2 separate regions of the Homo sapiens genome follow, and region 1 is linked to region 2. A link is a loop called in an ENCODE intact Hi-C map of the cell type or tissue named here. Cell type or tissue: GM12878. All regions are shown on one strand. Links, peaks and the distances in the headings refer to the core of each region. The heading gives the core; the rest is flanking DNA.

What was found. A loop is a pair of places that touch in the nucleus more often than their neighbours do. Peaks named below come from ENCODE experiments on the same cell type or tissue, not always from the same donor. Only the 100,000 strongest peaks of a DNase experiment are listed, where the experiment ranks them.
Region 1: a loop joins it to region 2, with 5 times the contacts of the local background. A loop is called at or near these places in 12 of 110 quality-filtered maps.

What each region holds. Positions count from the first base shown.
Region 1 is chr3:4,403,589-4,414,659 of GRCh38, reverse strand. SUMF1 (sulfatase modifying factor 1) reads left to right here. Exons shown (of 9, transcript NM_182760.4): 7 at 3,682-3,795. It also overlaps the pseudogene MRPS10P2. Among named protein-coding and RNA genes, the nearest start is that of SUMF1, 58 kb to the left of the region's middle. In GM12878, for the core only: no CTCF peak of the experiment used is centred there; no DNase peak of the experiment used is centred there; H3K27ac peaks cover 225 bases.
Region 2 is chr3:4,503,967-4,515,037 of GRCh38, reverse strand. All of the region lies in intron 2 of ITPR1 (inositol 1,4,5-trisphosphate receptor type 1), which reads right to left. Among named protein-coding and RNA genes, the nearest start is that of ITPR1, 16 kb to the right of the region's middle. RefSeq lists enhancers at 398-910, 10,292-10,381, 10,542-10,591, 10,602-10,741. In GM12878, for the core only: no CTCF peak of the experiment used is centred there; DNase peaks (open chromatin) are centred at 6,817 and 7,767; H3K4me3 peaks cover 2,471 bases; H3K27ac peaks cover 1,954 bases.

The DNA of each region.
Region 1 (11,071 bases), core at 2,086-10,085, 100 kb after region 2:
GCCATGGAAGTTACTAAAACAGATTAGAACATTTACTGGGAGTCCTAAAGGAACCAATTTGACAAACAGGACTAGAGGAGAAAGCAAGCAAGCCAGCCAGAGAGAGACAGCTGCCATCTGTGTTTAGAATGAGTCTTAATGAGATCTCTATCTTATGGCAATCGTTTACACGTAGTATCTCAAGTCCACCTAAGCTGCTCTTTTGTGTCCACATGCTCTGGTCAACTGGAGCAGGAATTTAACTTTGATAATGAGATGGACTACAGGGAAATAGCTCCCTGACCTGATATTTCATGTATTTATTATTTCAGGTCTCATTTTATTTATTTGAGACAGGGTCCTGCTCTGTTGCCCAGGCTGGAGTGCAGTGGCATGATCACAGCTTACTGCAACCTCAGCCTCCTGGGCTCAAGTGATTTTTCCACCCCAGCCTTCCAAGTAGCTGGGACTACAGGTGCACACCATCATGCCCAGCTAATTTAAAAATTTGTTTGGGGCCAGGTGCGGTGGCTCATGCCTGTAATCCCAGCACTTTGGGAGTCTGAGGCAGGTGGATTGCCTGAGCTCAGGATTTTGAGACCAGACTGGGAAACACAGTGAAACCCCGTCTCTACTAAAATACAGAAAAATTAGCCGGGCGTGGCAGCATGCACCTGTAATCCCAGCTACTCAGGAGGCTGAGGCAGGAGAATTGCTTGAACCCAGGAGGCAGAGATTGCAGTGAGCCAAGATCAGGCCACTGCACTCCAGCCTGGGTGACAGAGTGAGACTCTATCTTAAAAAAAAATTTTTTTTTTGTGGAGGTGAGGTCTCATTGTGTTTCCCAGATTGGTCTTGAACTCCTGTCCTCAAGCTATCCTTTTTCCTCAGCCTCCCAAAGTGCTGGGATTACTGGCATGAACCACCACACCCAGCTAGACCTGATTTTATACTGAGCAAACTATTTTGACCACAGTGAGACTAAAGAATTTACATTTTGCCATTCTGCTTGTTACACAATGATTAATTTTGGCTTTAACGCATATCAGCTTATTCATCTGAAAATGTGCCAGGAGTATTCTCATATACATTTGTTTGCTTTTGAGGTTCCTGAGAGGAAGCTTTAGTTAGTAGATTGGTTTAATAGCAGGCAGTTAACATTTTTATTTTCCTTAGTGGCATACTCACCTATGGTAATTTTAGGGGTGGTGACCTCCACATTCTACTTCACTTAAACATCAAATTATTTAAGGTGGGTAAAGAAAAAAATACCCAAACCCTTGAGTAGGTACTATTATTTTTCCCATTTTACAGACAAAATAGCACCCATATAGGTTAAGTTGCTTGCCTAGTGTTAGCTGTTAACTGTTGGTGTCACTGGGTCTGGTGCCTCATGCTTATAATCCCAGCACTTCGGAAGGCTGAGACAAGAGGTTTGTTTGAGCCTAAGAGTTCAAGACCAGCCTGGGCAACATGAGGAGACCCCATGTCTACAAAAAATTCCAAAAATTAGTCGGTTGTGGTGGTGCACACCTGTGGTCCCAGCTACTCGGGAGGCTGAGCTGAGAGGATCGCTTGAGCCTGGGACGTTGAGGTTGCAGTGAGCTGTGATTGCATCACTGTACTCCAGTCTGGGTGACAGAGCAAGACCCTGTCTAAAAAAAAAATAGTATTGATGCACACATAGGACCTCAGGCAGACTGATTTGAGAGCACCTCCACCTGTGCTCTATAAGTCTGGAAAATGATTCCTTCCTCCAGTGTTTGTTTCATCTGTTTTTGTTTGTTTGTTTGAGACGTAATCTCGCTGTGTCACCCAGCCTGGAGTGCAGTGGTGCCATCTTGGCTCACTGCAACCTCTGCCTCCTGGGTTTAGCAATTCTCCTACCTCAGCCTCCTGAGTAGCTGGGATTACAGGCGTGCACCATGCACCTGCCTGGCTAATTTTTTTGGTATTTTTAGTAGAGACAGGGTTTGACCATGTTGGCCAGGCTAGTCTTGAACTCTTGACCCCAGGTGATCTGCTCACCTTGGCCTCCCAAAGTGCTAGGATTACAGGCATGAGCCACGGCACCTGGCCTGTTTCATCTTTTAACCGCACTTGCTCCTCTGGCTCCTTTCCTTGTATTCCTGAAATAACTGAATTTCTTCTTTTCCTTCCTACCTCTCCCAGCTATTACTCTACCATGCTCTTTTTGATCATCTCCAAATTGTTGAAAAAGTTGTTTATGCCTGTGGCCTCTTCGTTCTCTTTTGAACTCTGAGCCCTATTTGAAATCTGCCCAGACAACTCTACTTTTGTAAAGGAGAATGCCTTCAGCCAGAAGCTTCTCTCTCTTGCGAGTTTCTCTGACATTTTATTTCCCTCTCTTACCCTACTCATCCCATTCTGCATTTCAGAGTTGGATTTTGAGTTTTGGGTATATTCTTTTTTTCTCCCTCATTAAACTAGTTGAGGTCATTCATTATTTGTTATTGAAGCCCTCACTGTCTTTAGTCACTGTGCATGGAATTACTGAATGAATCAATGAATAAATACTGCTGTTTCCATAATGATTGCTGATTTTGGAAGCAGTGTGGTGAGAATTTTCAGCTTTCCAACTCATCCAGATTAAGTTCTTTTCACACTAGCTTCGTGACTTTGATTGGAGTGCTCTGAATTGCCCAAGCATCAGATGCTTCCATATTCATGGGTAGATGTGAAACCATCTGAAGCCACAGGGAATGAATTTTAGTTTATTCATTCCTTCCATTCTACTTCATTTAGTCTGGAAAAAGCATGGATTTACAAAAAGATTTTTAAACCCCCAAGGATTACTTGATATACATATATATTTTTTTCATTTTAAAAATGAAATTTTTCTTTATGTTTGAGAATTTCCATTTTAAAATGTTGGGAAAAATGTTAAGCCATTAAGCCAGCAAAACTATTCTGCATTTATTATTGTTCAGTTAAAGTTTTTTTTTTTTTTTTTTCCTCCTGCTCTCCCCCCTTTTATAAAAACTCTGCACTTTGGTCCTGTGTTTGTGACAGTATTATGTGGCAGACTGTCTGACCTGCCTTTGAAATGTATAATTTTCTGCTGAAGAATGCATACTGTTTGCCTCAGACTCAGGTTTCAGAGACTGAAAACCCTGTATTACCAATACACTTGATAATGGATTCACATTTTCTTTATAAAAAGAAATCCCCTTAAGTTTTGAGGCTTAAGGTAAGATGATGAGTTGGCAGAAACTTGTGGAGAGGACAGAGCTAACTGACTTGGGGTCGCTCAGTGCTGAAAGACATTGTGTGGCCAGGAAAGCTGAGCTGTGATGACAAGACTCATATTGGGTCCAATGGGATTTTCCTGTGAATGATTTTGAAAGTCTAAGTATCATCTATCCTCTCCCTACTCACCCAATGTTTGACACAAATTTTTGATTGATGATAATATTAGTAACTCTATTAGGAATAATTTCTCTGACTTTCATACCATTTAATATGAACTCTCTTTAGGTTTCTGAATTCCTCTAAGAGCTCAAAGCCAAAAAAAAAATGCCCCTTTCTTTGTCTTTATGTTGGTCAAATTGTACTTTGACTGTTGGAATAAAACCCAACATTCATACTCTGAAATTAAAGCTCTTGCTGCATTTCTGCACTGAAGATGTTTTTTAAACCAGGTGAATAGTTTGACAGCATTTTTCCTGTCTTTGTTTTTAGGTTGATGCCTTCCCTCCCAATGGTTATGGCTTATACAACATAGTGGGGAACGCATGGGAATGGACTTCAGACTGGTGGACTGTTCATCATTCTGTTGAAGAAACGCTTAACCCAGTGAGTATTATTCACAGAGCATGTGTCTTGGAATGGTGGCATCTGTCCTCTGGGCAGTCTGCAGCCAGGCTGTCATGTGTTTCCGAGGGGTATTTACATACTCTGGAAATTAATCTTGGGATTTCCCTAAAGGCACATTAAGCGCATGTTTCTTATTTCAACCTCAGAGCATTTTGTAAAAATGTCTGTGAGCATGTTATCTTTTCCTGGATTGTGATGGTGATAACTATTTGAGGAAATCTGCCTATAACTTTAGAAATTGTATTCAGTCTCGTAAATTTGATCAAAGCATGCATGATATATAAATAACTATAAAGTTTATTACTGTTTTATTATGAACTATTAAGATCTGCTAGGTGGTATTTATCATGCCTCTAGTTGCCTGAGTTCTGATGGGTTGAAATTTTGATTCAGCAGCATTGTTTGGAGAGAAAGAGAAAGGGTGTTTTCTGGTTAAATGTTGAAGCAGGAAGTTGTGTCATTTAGTGATTAATTCCTGAACCTCTTAGTATGTCAGACCGATGCACCTTATAACTTAGGAACAGAAGGCAACCATGTTTGTCCAAGTTTTACTTATTCTGGCATGTGAAAAATGTTGAATGCAAATAGTATACTACCCTGCCTCTAAAACCAAGCTACCCCAGCAGAATGTATACAAATTGAGACACTACATGGACATGTGTGTGGAAAGTGCTTCCTTTAAAAAGAACATCTCTGAATATTTTTTATGGTGTGAACAGATTGGGGGGGAGAATATCATGCAAAATCCCATCTCTAGCAAAGTAGTCATTCATAAGTCAGTTCCAAGAATGTATATTTATAACCAAACTAGCTAGACTGGTTACTTGATGTGCTTAATTTTAAACCTGAACTTTTTGAAAAGGCTCAAAGGGTAATGATAAAGAAAATTAATTCTTCAATATCTTCTCAATATAGGATTACAGAGCAATTGAAGAAATAGACTCTGCCTGAGGCTCATTTTTCAGAATACGGGAATAAAGTTGTTGGATATGCTTAATTTTTCTTCACAGAATAACACATGGGCTGCTCATGAATAATCTAGAGAAAACAGATCTACTTTTTGAGGGCTGCAGATAAAAAAGCTGAGTTCTTTAGAAGCCGTCATCCCTCCTCAGTTTCTTTTACTTTCCAGCGGGGCTGGTGGAAGTAGTGGTCAAAATGAGAATAAGGTTGTAAAATTCTAGGTGGGTTTGTGGTTGGGAGATGTCATTCTCTACCGGCAAGATGTGACTTGGCATTTGCTGTCAGAATCAGAAATAGAATTTTTTTCATCTCAGATAAAAGCATCTGCATGCTTGGAAGGGGGTGCACAAGGCCTTAGAATGCTGGCAAGTTGTGAATGTATCTATCTGACCATCTGGTGTGGAGCTGAGCGCTTGTTAGCTTTCAGTTTTAGAGCTACTTGTGTTTCTTCTAAGGATTTACAGAAAAATTCACATTTTTCTTTTCACCAATCCCAGGCTTTATCCTGGATGTTGCCCTTGCTCTAATGAAATTGTTCTCATTTTAGGTTTCTCTTTGTCCCAGTGGCCTCCTTTGCTTCCTCATTTGACTGGGATATAATTTAACAGTTTTGAGAACTAAACCCCAAATCCTTAGACAATTCATACTCCATAATTCAGGTCTTTATAGCTTTTCTTCATTGCCAGCAGAAAAGCCATGATCATCCCTCATCTGGGTTACTGCAGCAGCCTCCCAGAGGGCTCCCTGCCTTCCCTCTCTTTGCCACATTGTGACTAGACTGATCTATATAGAGAGCAAGTCACATGAGGTCACTCCCCTGTTTAAAATCCTTTAATGCCTTCTTATTATCCAAAGAATAAAGTGTAAAATATTTTTTAAAAACTTAATTACTTTTATCTTTTTTTTTAATTTTTATTTTTTGAGAGAGTCTCGCTCTATCCCTCAGGCTGGAGTGCAGTGGCGTGATCTCAGCTCACTGCAGCCTCTGCCTCCCGTGTTCAATCGATTCTCATGCCTCAGCCTCCCAAGTAGCTGGGATTACAGGTGCCCCCCAGCTAATTTTTGTATTTTTAGTAGAAACGGGGTTTCGCCATTTTGGCCAGACTGGTCTCAAACACCTGACCTCAGGTGATCTACCCGCCTTGTCCCCCCAAAGTTCTGGGATTACAGGTGTGAGCCACCACGCCAGGTCTTGTTACTTTTATTTTTAATTTTTGTGGAGATGGGGTCTTGCTCTGTTACACAGGCTGGTCTCGAACTCCTCGCCTCAAGCAATCCTCACACCTTGGCCTCCTAAAGTGCTGGGAGTACAGATGTGGGACACTGCACCTGGCTGATTAAGTATAAATTCTTGCACATGACTTCTGAAGGCTAACATAATTTAACCCTTGCTGATCCCTCTAGCCACATCTTTTTTTTCTTTTTTAAACAGTTAATTATGAAGTGTTACAAAAATTCAGAATAGTACAGAAAATAGTGTAATAGATAACTGTGTACCTACTACATAATGTTAACAGTTTACTGTGTTTACTTTCTCTTTTAGCCAAAGAAAAAGAACAAAAACTGTTCTTCTCATCAATGCTTGATATCGTCAATATGTTTTATTTAAGGTGCTCTGGTCAGTGTGCAGGGCTGTTTCACTGTGTTTTTCAGTCATCATTTTTAAACGTTTGTCTGATAACTCTAATATCTGGCCACCATGTTGATCTGTTTCTGTTGTTCTTGGCTTTCAGTCATGTCTTGTTTTCTCACATGCCTGGTTAGTTTTGGCTGACTAGCAGACATTTTATGTGAAAAATTGTGGAGGTTGAGATCTAGATAGTGTGATGTGTCTCTGGAAAGGATTTACCTTTGCTTCTAGAAACTTCTATTTCAGATTAGCTTTAATCTAGTCAGGAATTGAGATGATTTGAAGCAGAGCTTCAGTCCCTGTAATGGCCAGTCTATTTCCAGTTCCCCCTGGGTATAGTTCTTCAGGGTGCCAACCAAAAGTCTAGGGGTTTTACCATAGATCCTCCACCTTGGAGGGCCTTAAACTCCAATTTTTTATATCCTCAGGCCATGAGTCTATTGAAAGTTCTGCTCAGCTTCTCAGCCTTACATCTGCCATTTGAGGCAATAGATCTCTAAGGAAAACAGTTTCACCTCTCTAGGATTTGAGCCCTGCAATTCTTCACAGCTGTGGTAGTTCTCATCTGGTCTGGTTAAGTCCTATTTCTCTTTGAGATCTTAATTTATTTGCTTTTCTTCCCTAATGGACTGTGTATCTCTAGTGCTTAGCAAAGAACCTGTATATAATTATTGACCCTACAATAATACCAATTCCAGATATATGGAATTGGGGGAGTTTGGTGACTGTCCAGACTCCATGTGTTCCATAAGCAGAGGCTGGTTAGAAGAGACATTTTCAGGGAACGTTTACAACCAAAATATCCACGTGGTTAGTAAATATTTCAATTCAGGAACTGACCTCTTCTGTGTTATGTATTTATGTTAGTTCTGTGACTAACTCATAATGGCAAATAATTTTAAAGCTTCTTCAGAGAGCTTGGGAATAGTCAGTGCCCTGTATGCAAAGGCTATTCAGGAAATATATTTTTCTTTTTCAGTGATTTCCAGGGAGCAAAAGTTAATCATTAGTTTTTATTTTATTGGGCAGTCATTTATGGCAAAAGCAGGTTGTGGAAACAGCCATGTGTGCTTTGTACACATCTGAGAGAAGATGAGGTATTTGGCCATGGGAAAAAAAGGTCAGCTTGGTGTTAACGTGTGTGTGTGTGTGTGTGTGTGTGTGTCCCATGTGTGTGTCCTGTGGAGGTGCCACATTTAGATGGCCTCATTCCCCTCCTCACAGATACAACCTAGTAAATGGCCAGTGCTGTGATGTATCTTAACCCAATCATAATGTGGTTTTTGAAAATGTAGTTTGTGGTTATTTGCTTTTCAGTTGCCTAAGTCTGAGACGGATATTAATCTGTGGTGCTATGTAGTGCTTTCAGTTAAAGAAATATGTAGAGGTTATATAACATTCTAATTTCCCACATCTGCATACTCACTTTCAGTACCAAGGTACCATGCTGACTTGTTCAGTTGATGATGTGACAGGATGGGGTGATCTGTGATATCTTTCCCTCTCTGTGAGGGACACAATTGCATTTAGGTGGCTTCTTTTTCTCAGAGAAAGAACTCTCCTTTTGTTTTTGTTTTATTTTGTTTTATTTGAGATGGAGGCTTGCTCTGTCACCCAGGATGGAGTGCAGTGGCACAGTCTTGGCTCACTGCAACCTCCGCCTCCCAGGTACAGGCAATTCTTCAGCCTCAGCCTCCCGAATAGCTGGGATTACAGGTGCCCGTGCTACCACACCCAGCTAATTTTTTTGTATTTTTAGTAGAGACGGGGCTTTACCATGTTGGCTAGGCTGGTCTTGAACTCCTGACCTCTGGTGATCCACCTGCCTCCGCCTCCCGAAGTGCTGGGATTACAGGTGTGAGCCATCACACTTGGCTGTCAGGAAAAGAACTCTAATTTTGGAATAAACCAAAGTAACTTGGATTACAGCTCTGCCACTTAATATTAAAGGACTACTGCTAAATGTAGAATATATCTTCAGTTTCCTTGTCTACAAATTAGAAATAATTATACTGGATGAAATTGTGTGACATTTAATTTGTCATTGTATGTGCAAACTTTATATCACTTTCAGAGGAATGTTGTTATTTTACTGTTTTTGTTTATATTATGTTTTGGCTATCTAATTATAATATTGCTTACTTCCATCAGCCGAGTTAATGAGAAACGCTGGCCTTTAGAAGCATGGGGCGGGCGGTGTGGGGCGAGGCAGGGAAAAAAGAAAAAAAGAAGCAGAGGGAAAGAAAACAATATTTATAAATAGTGATTGCTGATATTCCTCTTACCCTTACCTTTTGTTGGCTTATCACATACTCATTCTCTCCATGAAAACTTTGCTTATGCTTCCTGGATCATCAAAGCCCAGTCAGATCAAAGTTTCCAAAATGTATTCCTCCTCTGAATGAATCTCTGCTACTTACCACATTTTAGCCAGAGATTCAGTTTGTTTTGCTTCTGTTAATGTGGAATTTGATTGTCTAATAGATTGTATAGCTCTAGACACATTTTGGAAAGTGTCCTCTGTTTCTCAGGGTTGTTTGATGTATGGAATTGACCTCGGATATGCTGGGTGCAGTGGCTCATGCCTGTAATCCCAGCACTCTGGGAGGCTGAGGTGGGAGGATCGCTTGAGCTCAGGAGTTTGAGACCAGCCTGGGCAACATGGCAAAATCTCATCTTTACAAAAAACACAAAAAGTTAGCTGGGCATGGTGGCACATGCCTGTAGTCCCAGCTACCCGGCAGATTGAGGTGGGAGAATGGCTTGAGCCTGGGAGGCAGAGGTTGCAGTGAGCTGAGATCACACCACTGCCCTCTAGCCTTGGTGACAGAGCCAGACCCAGTCTCAAAAAATAAAACAAACAAAATACACACAAAAAATAGAATTGACCTGGGATAAGCCCTCCTTGTCTGTCTCCTGTGGTGTGCAGAGGCCACCCCTCTGAGCTCTTGCCTATCCACACATAGCACATTAAGTACATTTGGGGCACATACCAGTTCTCTGGCCAGAGATTAGCATGTATACTCATGCTTGCAGATGCCACACTTGTTGACCCCACTCAGATACTTCTTTGCCATTGCATGATAGGACTTAGGGCATGGACTCACAGTAGTTTTTTAGATCCTCTAAACTCCACACTTGATTGTTCCCCTTCCCTGTGATCCTCTGGCCTCCCACCACTGTGTCTCAGTGTGCAACAGAAACATGAGACTGTTACTTAGCTTGCCTCCTGATCCTCCTCTGCCCAGGCGATGAGACTGCCATTTTCTCAGTCTGGCAAAAACCGGTAAATATCATATCATCTTTCTCCTTAGTTAAGACTTTCATACCCATTGATGGTCCCATCAACAGCCTCATCATTTCAAGCAAGCATTCATTGAGTACCTAGTATGTGCTGGGGGCTGGGGGAGGAAGTTGATTGAGAATTTTTCGCTGCTATAAGACCTTCACTCATGTGTTTTTTGTTTTGTTTTGTTTTGAGTTTTTGAGACGGAGTTTCGTTCTTGTTGCCCAGACTGGAGTGCAATGGCACTATCTCAGCTCACTGCAACCTCCACCTCCTGGGTTCAAGCGATTCTCCTGCCTCAGCCTCGCAAGTAGCTGGGATTACGGGCATGTGCCATGTGTCACCACGCCTGGCTAATTTTGTATTTTCAGTCGAGACGGGGTTTCGCCATGTTGGTCAGGTTGGTCTCGAACTCCTGACATCAGGTGATTCACCCGCCTCAGCCTTCCAAAGTACTAGGATTACAGGCATGAGCCACTGCACCTGGCCCACTCACATGTTTTTAATCAGGACATTCTGAGGACATGAATAAATCAGTTTGATAGAGAACTAACCTAATGTTCAAAATGAAAAAAAGCACGAAAGTGATAATGAAGTTCACCTGATAATAAATTTAATACAGCTACAAGTTATACAGAGTAAGTGCCAAGGGGAAAGCAAGGTGATCAAAATATCAGCCTTTTGGGACTATGCTTGGGAAAATAATTTTATCTCCTTCTCCCTAGTGGAAGATGAATGTCTTCTGGAGGAAGTACTAATGTTTACTCATTGTAATTTTTCACTGTGGATCAGTTGCAAGGTTCTTCATCCAGTAAAATAGAACTATTGAGAAATAGAAATAAACTCAAATGTATGGTTCAGATATTTAGATCCTGCAGACACATTTCAAACACGTTATCCAGACATATGCTTCTTGCTTGAAAAGAGCGAATTCTAATTCCAGTTACCATTTGGACAATGTTAGAAATACCGTTTGTTTCCACTTCAGGACAAAATGACCCTCAGAGCCTCATGTTACAACTACTGATTCTTCCTGAGCAAAGAGAGCAGAACACCAAAATGTACCATGGCCTCCTTAGTTTGGAGGGTCAGTGGATCTGAAAGGTGGGAAATGGAAACCTCCTCTAACCTCTCCCCCTGTGGGAATTCCTTCTTTGATACCCCTGACAGCTGTGGTCCTGCAGCCTCTTGCTAAAAGCTTCTTGGTGAACAGTAACTCTCCAACACTTGGGGCAACTTACTGCATTGTCAGATGTTCTCACTGAAGTTTCCTCTGTCCAACTCAAATCCTCCTTGAAGTGTCAACTCAGTGGCCCTCATTCTGCTGTTGCTGAGAATAAGAATGTATCTTCCTTCTGCCTTGTACAGACAAGCTC
Region 2 (11,071 bases), core at 1,900-9,899:
GAACACAGAATAAACTCTCAAACAAAAGAGCCAGCATCTCTAGACCTTGAGGGAAGATACACAAATAATGTACAGAAGGACGGTTTGCCAAGTACCACTCTAGAATCATGTCAGTCATTGTTTAATTCTTCGTAACTACATATTTTATATTTAAAGGCAAACCAATGTTTTAAACAGCATCCAGAAAGGCGGCACAAATGGAAAACATCAAGGGGGATTAATATTTCCCTTCTGCGCTTATATTATAAAGCTTTATCTTAAAGGGTCAGGAAGTCAGCATACTTCTAAGACCAATTATTAGAAGACAATTTGTTTGAATTTTGAACCAGACCAAATTTATGTCTGTACACCCTGGCATCCCGAAAGGACACCAGGGAATTTCCAAATGCAGAAGAGCAGGTATGTGCTCCGCAAGAGGACTAGGGCCTTGTCCAGTGTGACTAAGGCTCTCCTTTCAGGATCACCCTTCAGATAAGCATTCAGCCCTAGTGGAGACTAGGCCAGAAAATGCCTGCTGTTTTGTGAACCATCACCGCCACCTGGATACCTTACTGAAAGATTCCAGGCCCTTAATGGGAAGAAGCAGACAATTCAGTGTCCTCGAGTGACAAAGCATGATGTACCCCATGTTGCTTGCAGCTGATCATTGCAATAGATGTCTGGACATTGCATTCCTACAGCACGGTTCTGCATTATTTTCTTTTCTGATAATAATAGCTGGCATTTATCAAGGATTTCTCATGCCCACCATTGTGCTGAGTGCTTTACAAATGTTCTCTTAGTGAATCCTCATGACCACAGCAGGAGGTAGGAACTACCATTATTGCCATTTTGTTGTTGAAGACACTGAGGTGTAATACAGAGAGGTAAGATCCCCACATCACATAAAATTAGTAAGCAGGAGGACCAGGGTTGTTACAACCCAGGTCTATCAGACTTTTTTTTTTTTTTTAGACAGAGTCTTGCTCTGTTGCCCAAGCTGGAGTGCAGTGGCACAATCTCAGCTCACTGCAACCTCCACCTCCCAGGTTCAAGCGATTCTCCCGCCTCAGCCTCCTGAGTAGCTGGGATTACAGGCACCCACCGCCATGCCTGGCTAAACGTTTGTATTTTTTGTAGAGATGGGGTTTTGCCATGTTGGACAGGCGGGTCTTGAACTCCTGGCCTCAAGTGATCTGCCTGCCTCAGCCTCCCAAAGTAATGGGATGACAGCCAAAAGCCACCGCACCCAACCTAGGTCTATCTGATTCTTCAGTGGAGGTGTTTATCAACAGTGATCCTGGGAACACAGGTTAAAATGTTAAATGTTCTTATACTCCGGATGATTATGGAGAACTGAGTTTCTTCTTATGCACAATTCTGTTTTCTAATTTTTCTACCATGGCTCTGTAATACTTCCATAAGTCAGAAAAAAAATTAAGCATCTTCTAACCAAGATACTTATTAAGTGGCCGAGATAAGTGAATAAGTAACCTTTAGCTACATTTTACATCTCCCCCTGAAATCACAGGCCAGTCCACCCACCACAGCTAATGATCCTCTGGGCAATCTGCCAGGGGTCCCAATTAAAAACAACCAAAAAGTAGGGGAGGACAGATCCTTCCCCAGGGGTCTCATGTGATAATTCCCCTCACAAAGGACTGGGCAGAAAGCTTGCTGGTCTGGCTAGAAACCTCTGGAGATCTCCTCCGGCCTCGCCTTAGTGAAGTGGAGGAAGGAGATGGGGGGAGGAGGATAGGTTTTAGTGCAATTATCAGTGATGTCCTGGAAGGAAAAACAAAGGCCGGGAAAGTCAACAGAACAGGCCTCTGTGGTGTGGAGGGGTGGAGGTGGAAAGTCCGCCCCAGAAGTGATGGGCCTAGGAGCAATCTTCTGGAAGACTTCCTGTTGTTCAGAGCTGGGTGGGAGAGCCCGCCTCTTTATCTGATCGTGGACCATTTGTGCCTGTGAACTTCTAGCAGCTGCACTCAGGGCTCCTATGTCACTCACACCATGACAAGGACCACCTCAGAGAAAACAGAGCTGGCGCCAACCTGCCACGGAGCTGCGGAACTTCAAACACTTACAGACACCGAGGGCTCGGCTCTGCTGACAAGCCATGCCTGACATACACGAGGGCAGGCTTAGGCGCTCAGCTCCCGCACTCCACCCTGGCTCTCTGCCCCTAAGCTCTTATTATTATTATTATCATCTAGCTTGTTATTAGGAGCCCACCACAACCTCTCTGCTTTCATTTCCTCCTCTGTTAAATGGGGATAATTTAACTTCAAGAGGCTGTGGTGAGCAATGGGTGAAATAATGCTTGAAAAGCACCTGGTACAGTGGCTGACATACTTGAATTAATCTATGCTAGTTATTTTTATTTTTCTTCCACGAGAGATAAGTGGAATTCTGAAAGATTCCAGGGCATCAAAATTTAAACTCAGTAAAGGATCCCCTGTTTAAAAAATCAGATGTGTATCATAACAAATGAACTCCTATATGACCCATGATGACAGATTTTACTTCAGGGAAGATAATTTATCCTTCCTAATTCCCCTGATGAAAAAAGGTGAACAATAGCGAATTACACTCAACTGCCAGCCACAGAGCATTCTAACCTTTCAAAAAACACAGAATCATGGAATAAAAGTTGGAAGGAACCCTGTAAAGCATGTAATTCCACCTCCCACCCAATAATGAAATCTCCCCATCGCGCTGCCTATGGATGGTCTCACTGGGCAATAGAGCCTATTCTTTGTTCAAACAGCCTTGTTCAGACAATTACTCCTAAACCAGGCACGGTGGCTCATGCCTGTCATCACATCTTAAACAGCCAAGGTGGGAGGATGGCTTGAAGCAAGGAGTTTGAGACCAGCCAGACCCCATTTCTACAAAAAATAAAAATAAAAACACATTATCAGGGCATGGTGGTACACATCTGTAACCCCAGCTACTTGGGAGGATCACTTGAGCCTGGGAGCTCCAGGCTGCAGTGAGCTGTGATCATACCACTGCATTCCAGCCTGGGCAACAGAGCAAGACCCTGCCTGTGAAAAAATAAAACAATTACTCCTGTCCCCTCCCTTAGCCCCACAAAGGATAGCCGCCTCCCAGAACTTTTGCTATTCATCTGCCCTCTGAAGCATCTAAGACCTCTGCATATGTGAATGCTATCTAGATTATTTCTCCTTAAGGCTTTGCTTCTTTTCACAAAGCATCACCATCCTCCCCGCAATTCCTGACGCAGAATGACCTCAAAAGCACCTCTCAGCCCATGGCAGGCAGGAGCTGAGGCTCCAGAGTCAAAGTGCCCAGGTTCAAACCCCAGCTCTGCCACTTACTCACTGAAGAACTTCAGGCAAGTTCCAGAACTTCCCTAAGCCTCACTTTTCCCAGCTGTAAAATGGGGAGAATAAGAGCACCTACCTCAGCAAGCTGACATAAGGTTCAGCAAGACGGTATTTATAAACACTCAGCAAAGCATCTGGCGTGAAGTAGGCATGCCACCAATATATAATAGTACTATCAGACCGCCACCCACCACCATTCTGATGGGTGCAAGCACCTGTTAAAACAGGATTCTTCCAGGGTGGCTTTGGCCAAGGCAAAGAAAGGTAGATCACTGCCTCTGGGAGACACTCTTGCAGAGGGAGGCTGTGGCAGCTTTGTTGAGCCTGACACCACCCTCTGGCTGAGCTTCCCTTTGCCCTCTATTGAAATTGCTCCCTGAGCTGTGCGTAAAAAAAAAGGGGGGGCAGGGAAGATTTGATTCTATTCCCAAGAAAAGTGCAAATAAAGAAAAAAATAAATGCAGAAAGATCTCCTTGGGGAAGAGAAGCCAGAGCTGCTCTTCAGCGTCTGTATTGCTCTCTGCCTTCTCTATACCTTTCCTGGTCTTCTCGTCCACTCTGCTGGCTCCAGTCACTGTTACGTGAAGAGGATTCCCAAATCTGTCTCTCATGTCCCACAGCTACTAGAGTTTTGCTCCTAGCGGCTCACGGCATCTCAATGTACCAAAAAGAATTTACCTGCCTGCCCAACCTGTTCCTCCTTCATAGCCATTTCTCAGTGACCACCAGCAAAGCCTGGTGGCTCCTCCAGTCCTCCCTCTCTCATGTTCCCTGCCACAGGGCCCTTGCCTGTGCTGTTTTCTCAAGCCCACAACACTCTCGTCCCTACCCCACCCCTTGCTCTAATTATAGCCAAGTCACCCTCCAGCTCTGAATTCAACTACCATTTCCACCAGAAAATCTTCCCCATCCCCTCAGATGAAGTTAAATTCCACTCTTATAAACTCTACACCATGGATCTCTACTTCCCAGCCTTCATCTCAGTTACAAGTTCACATTTACTTGTGCAATTCCTGTCTGACACCGTACAAGGCACATGCTGTATTCTAGAGATCTGTGTGTGATGTGTTTTATACACAACTGTATTCCAAACACCAATGCCTAGCACATAGTAGGTATTCAGTAAATACCTGTTGAATAAATGAATGAAAAAGTCTAATCCAGCATCAATTTTTGCTGACTTTAAGCTTTACTATATCTCTTGATTCTTCTAGTTCCCTTGCCCCTGCTAACCTGAGTCTCAGCCAGTATCATTTCTCAACTGGACTCCCTAAGGCCTTCCTACTCGTTTCTCTGAATCTGTCTTTCCTCCTCAATCTATTCGGCATACAACATCCAGCATGATATTTTAGAAACATAAATCAGACCATATCATTTCCCTGCTTAAAACCTTCCAACATCTCTTTGGAGCTCTTCATGATCTAGCCCTGCCTACCTTGAGCCCTGCTCTCCATACTCCAGCCATAATGATTTTTTTTCCAGGGCCCCCACCATGCTCTGTTCCCTGGGCCTTTGCACATGCTGTCTCTCAGCCTGAGACATCTCCCTCCCTCTCCCACCACCACTTGTGGCTAACTCCCACTCACCTTCACAGCCCCAGTTTGATGTCTCCACCTCTGGGAAGCCCTCTCCGACCTCCCAGATCTGGGTTATACGTTTCCAACATACTCTTCTATACAGCAACCTGGGTCCACTACCACTGTCCTAACATTGCTTATTCACTTGTTTGTTTGTCTTCTCCACTAGACTGCAAGCTCATGAGGGCAAGAACCTCAGTTGTCTTCTTTCCTGTTGCATCCTAGTACCTGGTAGTACCTGGGATAGAGCAAGCAGTCAAATATGGGTTCAATGTCACTTTAGTGCTATTGTATCTGCTGCCTAGAAGAGTTTATACTGGTTTTGTTTTTTAGAGTTATGGTCTCACTCTGTCACCCAGGCTGGAAGGTAGTGGTGCAATCATAGCTCACTGCAGCCTTGACCTCCCAGGCTCAAGTGATCCTCCCACCTCAGCCTCCTGAGTAGCTAGAACTACCGGTGCGTACCACCATGTCTGGCTAAGTTTTTTCATTCTTATTTTTGTAGAGACAAGGTCTCACTATGGTGCCCAGGTTGGTCTTGAACTCTGGCCTCAAGTAATCCTCCTGCTTCAGCCTCTCAAAGTGCTGGAATTACAGGCATGAGCCACCACACCTGGTTTGTTTTTTAGATGACTGCTCTCCAAAACAAATTAAAGCCAAATTTACAGTGTTAGATCAAGAACAGAAACCTACTTGGCCCTTTTCAATAGATTTCTATGAGAAATTTGGAAGCAAGAAACAAAATATCTAACTTTTATCCCTGGAAAGATACTCTAACTTTTATCCCCATTGACCATCCCCTCCACATGTCCAAAATGGCTTGGAGTACTGACAAGAGTGTACACTTGGAAACAGACTCAGAATATGTGAGTCTGAATTCCAGCCTCATAAATTACCAGCTGTGTGTCCTTAAGCAACTTCCATAACTTCTCTGAACCTCAGCTCTCTTATCTGTAAAAAAGGGGGCAACCTTTCATATTTCTCAGGGTCATTGTGAGGAGTAAACCAAATAATCCACATAAAGTGGTCAACACAATACTTGGCCCTTTATGCTCACTTTCTGTATGTCTGAATGAGTCTGAAATGAAAACATTCGTTTTTGTTCCTTCAAAGTCTTCACTCACCTCTGTCCTGTGATTCCTCTACTTGATGAATGTTGCTTACCTGGTCAATACTCTAGGAAATACATCTGGAGAAACAAAGATCCCAGAAATGTTTAAATCCTCTGTAAGCCCACGAGGTGGCTGATACTTGGACAGCATCTCCAAAGTACTGTTGTTTTTCAGTACCCAAACTCACAATACCAAAGCTGGCCAGACCTCAACTCAACTCCCCCGCCTTCTAACATCAATCTAGGTCCCCTGCTGGCAGTGGGGGTGGTGGAAACCTCTTCAAAGGGATAGTAATTCAGTATTTAGAACCTCTTCCACTCTGGTGTTAAAACAGGCCAAAGCACAACCTCACTAAAAAAGAAATATGTTCATTTAATTTTAAGCAGCAGCTCAAGATAGGTTTGGAATTTTTTTTTTTCTAAAAGCTTTTAGTGTGATAGAAAACTCACTCATTTGACTGTGGCAGAAAACTCACTTATTGAAATTTTTCCATCTATTAGTTCTCCTGCACACACTTAACTAATTGCATTACATTCATTTAAAAAAAAAAAAAAAAAAAAACCTTGATTTTCGCCTACACAGAATTCCGAATTTAAAAGTTAACAACTCCTGAAACTGAGACTAAAGTAGAACACTTCATTAACCAATAAGTTACCTAAGGGATCACTTAATCTTCAAGGGTGGACAGGCTTGGGAGGAAATGAGAAATTGACTTTATACTAGTTAAGGGACCCCAAAACCACAGACCTGCCAGTTTTTACCAAGACACAAAGGCAAGCCTCCTACGTTTAATTAAGATGAAGCCACCTGGCCACTGGGGCTGAACAGTCTGACTTTCAGTAATCGGGTGGCAGGGTAGTCCCACTGACAGTCTGACCTTAAATGAAACCCTTCTGAGCATGAGAGTCAGGTACTTTGGATCCCCTGCCTGCCTGCAACCCCTCGCCTCGTCCCCACAGTGCACCATTAATTTCCTGATGACCAAGCTCCTCTGTATTTTACCACACAATTACCTTAACAGTGAAAATCTTATATATCACTGACCCAAGACACACGCAAAACACTCCCCAGAAGCCTGAATTTGTAATCATTTAACCTCCTTAAACAGTGAAGCTGGCTAGCACAGAATATAGCTCATCTATTATTAAAAGCTTCTATCCTGGTTCCTTAAACACCAGTTATGACAGAACCTAAGAGCAATAAGCATCAATCTAATTTCTATTGTAGGACACAACTTCATCTGAGGCCAAAAGCTACAAAAAGAACAAAGTAAGTGTTGGAGACTAACAGTTATAAAGGAAGTTACACTTGAAGCTGCTATTCTCAGACACAGAGAGGAACCTATGCTTTATAATTTTTTAATGACCCATCCCACTGCAGAACTTCTGGACTGCTTGGTATAATCTTGCTCATAAGAAAAAGATGAACGTAGGACAAGTACCACTAGCTTCCACATTCTCAGCGTTTCTTTGCATTTCAGGAGGAACTTTAGGAAGCAATTTTGTTTCACAAAAACAACTGAAAAGTATCCCCATGCATTTTTTTCTGAACAGAAAGATCTCATACAATACCCAGACTTAGAGATGGTCAATTGCACCCTGTCACTTAAGCCTTCAATTTCTCCCTCTCTCTAATGTTCCATGCCACAACCCCACATTTCAAATTACCTATGTACTCTAGGAGCTGGTGGCCCAAGGGTCAGGGAAACTTCAAGGTCAAAACTATTTCACAATAACATTGGGGCATTATTTTCATTTTCACTCAGTCTCTCACACATGTACAGTGAAGTTTTCCAGAGGCTGCAAGGCACATGATGTAACAACAGACTGAAGACAGAAACAGATATATGATCTGTGAATCCGGCTATGTTCTGTGAAACCAGACCTCAAAGTGATTCGCAAAAAAAAAAAAAAAAAATTGCTACTCTTCTCAAAATTTTTGTTTGGGAAAATATTCTTATTGTTCATTAAAAATATGTCAATACGTTAATGTGTAATTGGTTTTTAAAAATATTTTTTCAGTGTTCATTTTCTCAGTGTTAATTTCTAACATTGTAAATACAGACAGATGTAACTCACATCAACAGTTCTTTAGGGTCCTGAATTGTTTTTAGGCATGAAAAGAGCTCCTGAGAGCCAGAAGTTTGAAAACTGCTGCCATAAACTTTTCTTTAAGAGTTGTCCTGGCAATGACTGTGTGCTTAGGACTCTCACTGTATAAGTTTGGAAACTTTATATAACAGGATGAAAATGCAAAATATAAAACTGAACAGCCAGGGCTCTAGAAAGTGAACTGTTCCATGTGAAACTTAAATCTTCCTTCTTATCGAACATATTTATTGATACCTACTATATGCCACCCCTATACTAGGTACTGGGGATACAGATCAAAGCAAGACATACAAGGTCCCTGCTCCCGTGATACCTATATTCTAGTGAGGGCAGACAGACAGGAAACAAACAGATAAAACAAGCAAGACAAATCAGATAGTGATGAGTATATGCAAAAAATTAAAACTGGTGATATGATTAAGTGACAATGCAATTTTGGCTGGTCAGAAAAAACAAGATGAGATGTTTAAGCGAAGACCTGAAAGTCAAGATAGAGGCAGTCATGCAAAAAAAAATCAGGCGGAAGAGCATTTTAGGTAGAGTAAACGGCTAGTACAAAGGCCATAAAGCAGAAAAGAGCTTAGCAAATTCCAGAAACAGAAAGCCAGCCCAATGTCTGCAGCATTAATGGGGAAAGGAAGAAAGTACAGGCTAAAGACAGGGTAGAGAAGATAGAGCCAGTAGGACTTCACAAGCCAGGGTAAAAAGTTGGCCTTCTATTCTAAATGTAATGGGAAGTCAATCAAGTTACCTCCCTTATCTGGCCCTCAATTTCCTCATCTGCAGAATGGGGATAATGAGGGCTTATCTCATAGTTATGTTGACAATTAATTGTGAAAAAGAAAATATGCTTACTTAGCACAGAGAAAGGGGGACGGAGGAAGCATTCCTATTGGCTGTTATAATTCTACTTTCTAATCTGTTCTATTTTCTATTCTCATAAACTACTCTTTCTAAACTTCTTAGGCTTATAATCAGCAGAGGATCAGCTCTGCCAAACAGCAAAGTCCAAATGACAAGTGAATATACAAAAGGGACACATGAGATGTACTGACCTCAACATGTCAATGCCAACTCCAACAATGTTTTCCCCACTATTCCTAATAAAACCAGAACCACCAAAGCACAGCCAGGTGAGGAGTGAATGCCAGCATCTCACTCACACAGCACCCTTTGCGTCTATCCTCCAGTCGTCAAGCTTTGCCACCTAGCCCCAAAGCACCTGCATTTGGACAGTCATTCTTCTGCTAAAAAATGGAGCCAACAACAAGTCCATCAGCCTTCCCCATTCTTTCTTGGCATATCCACACTACCTCCACCTCCTAAAAAACAAAAGGCCCTTGCCAACGTCCTTTGGTGCTGGTTTTCTTGCTGCTTGCTTTAAAAATAATAAAAATCAAAAAGCTTCCTTTAGGCCAGGCACAGTGACTCATGCCTGTCATCCCAACACTTTGGGAGGCCAAGGTGGGTGGATCACTTGAGGTCAGGAGTTTGAGACCATCCTGGCCAACATGGCGAAACCCCGTCTTTACTAAGAATACAAAAATTAGCCAGGCGTGGTGGCTTGTGCTTGTAGTCCCAGCTACTTGGGAGGCCAAGGCAGGAGAATCGCATGAACCTATGAGGTGGAGGTTGCAGTGGGCTGAGATCATGCCACTGCACTCCAGCCTGGGCGACAGATGAGACTCCTTCTCAAAAACAAGGGGAAAAAAGCTTCCTTTAAAGTTAGGCAGCAAAGAGAGGGGCTTACACACAGGGCTTTTGCTCAAAGCACCTGGCAAGCCAAGAGGCCATAAGGCAGTTGGCCCCTCAGAACCGAGGATAAGGACGAAGACAAAAAGGCACCGTTTCACTTTTTAGGTCAAGCAGCACCCAGCAGGGCAGGTTAACGATGGGCCGAGCCTGGCAAACCATGAGGTCTTTCACAGGAAAAAAAAAAAAAGGAGTATGCCCAGAAAAAGGAAGAGGTGCTGGCATTTGATCAATCTCCTGGCAAGAGGCCAAGGAAACTCCCTACAGAGTGAGCACAAGTCTCCCTGCGATGCCCTCACCCAGGTACATATATGGTAATATGGCTGTAAATACGAGGTAGAGAAAACCTAACGCATTTACGGTTGACTTTTTCAAGAGGGAGAAAAAGGCTCCCTTTACAACAGTCTCTGCTCCTGTTCCTGGGCACTCAGGGTTAATTTTGGACTTCCTTTGAGCAAAGATGCTTGGCGATATCATCTTTATTGTGAAATGAGGAGGAACAGCACATTTTTGACTTGGACATAATGCCACCCTCCTCCCCACACGTTTTCACACAGCTCCCCCTCCTTGCCTTCTTGTCCCATTAGCTGCTAATCAGATCGTCCTCAGAAATGCAGCATGTCCCCATCATCAGATAATTTATTCTCTTGCAAAAAGCACTTCTCTGGGAGCATAGAAAATTGTATTATGCTTTCGTTTTCAGGCAGTCCCAAAGGAAGTCACCAACTCAGAAGTTTCATCTTTAAGCAAGGCCCTTCATGGCCTCCCAGAAACAGCAGCTGTAAATCTGAAGTTCAGAGGAGTGATTCTCTAGTATAATACAACGTTGCTCATTCTCCATTCCCCCCGCCGCAACACACATACACACACAAAAATAAACCTACTCGCTTTTTCAGACATGTCTGCTAAATAACCTTTTCCCCAACCAGGTACAATATCTACAAAGTTATTTCTCAAAAAAAGATGCCCGCACTGACATTTGGTCTCATGGCTTCTATTCTTCAAGGCCAAAGTAAGAGAAGCCAACCAAAAGCTCAATATTTCCAAGGCAAAGAGCTGCAGATTTGGTGAGTGGAGGGCATTTAGCTAAAACTCTTTAATTTACGGGTAGAAAAAACAAACCTGAGGCCTAGTGATTTCTTGGAGGTCACACAGCTGATGAGTGCCCAAAGATAGACCACAGGGCT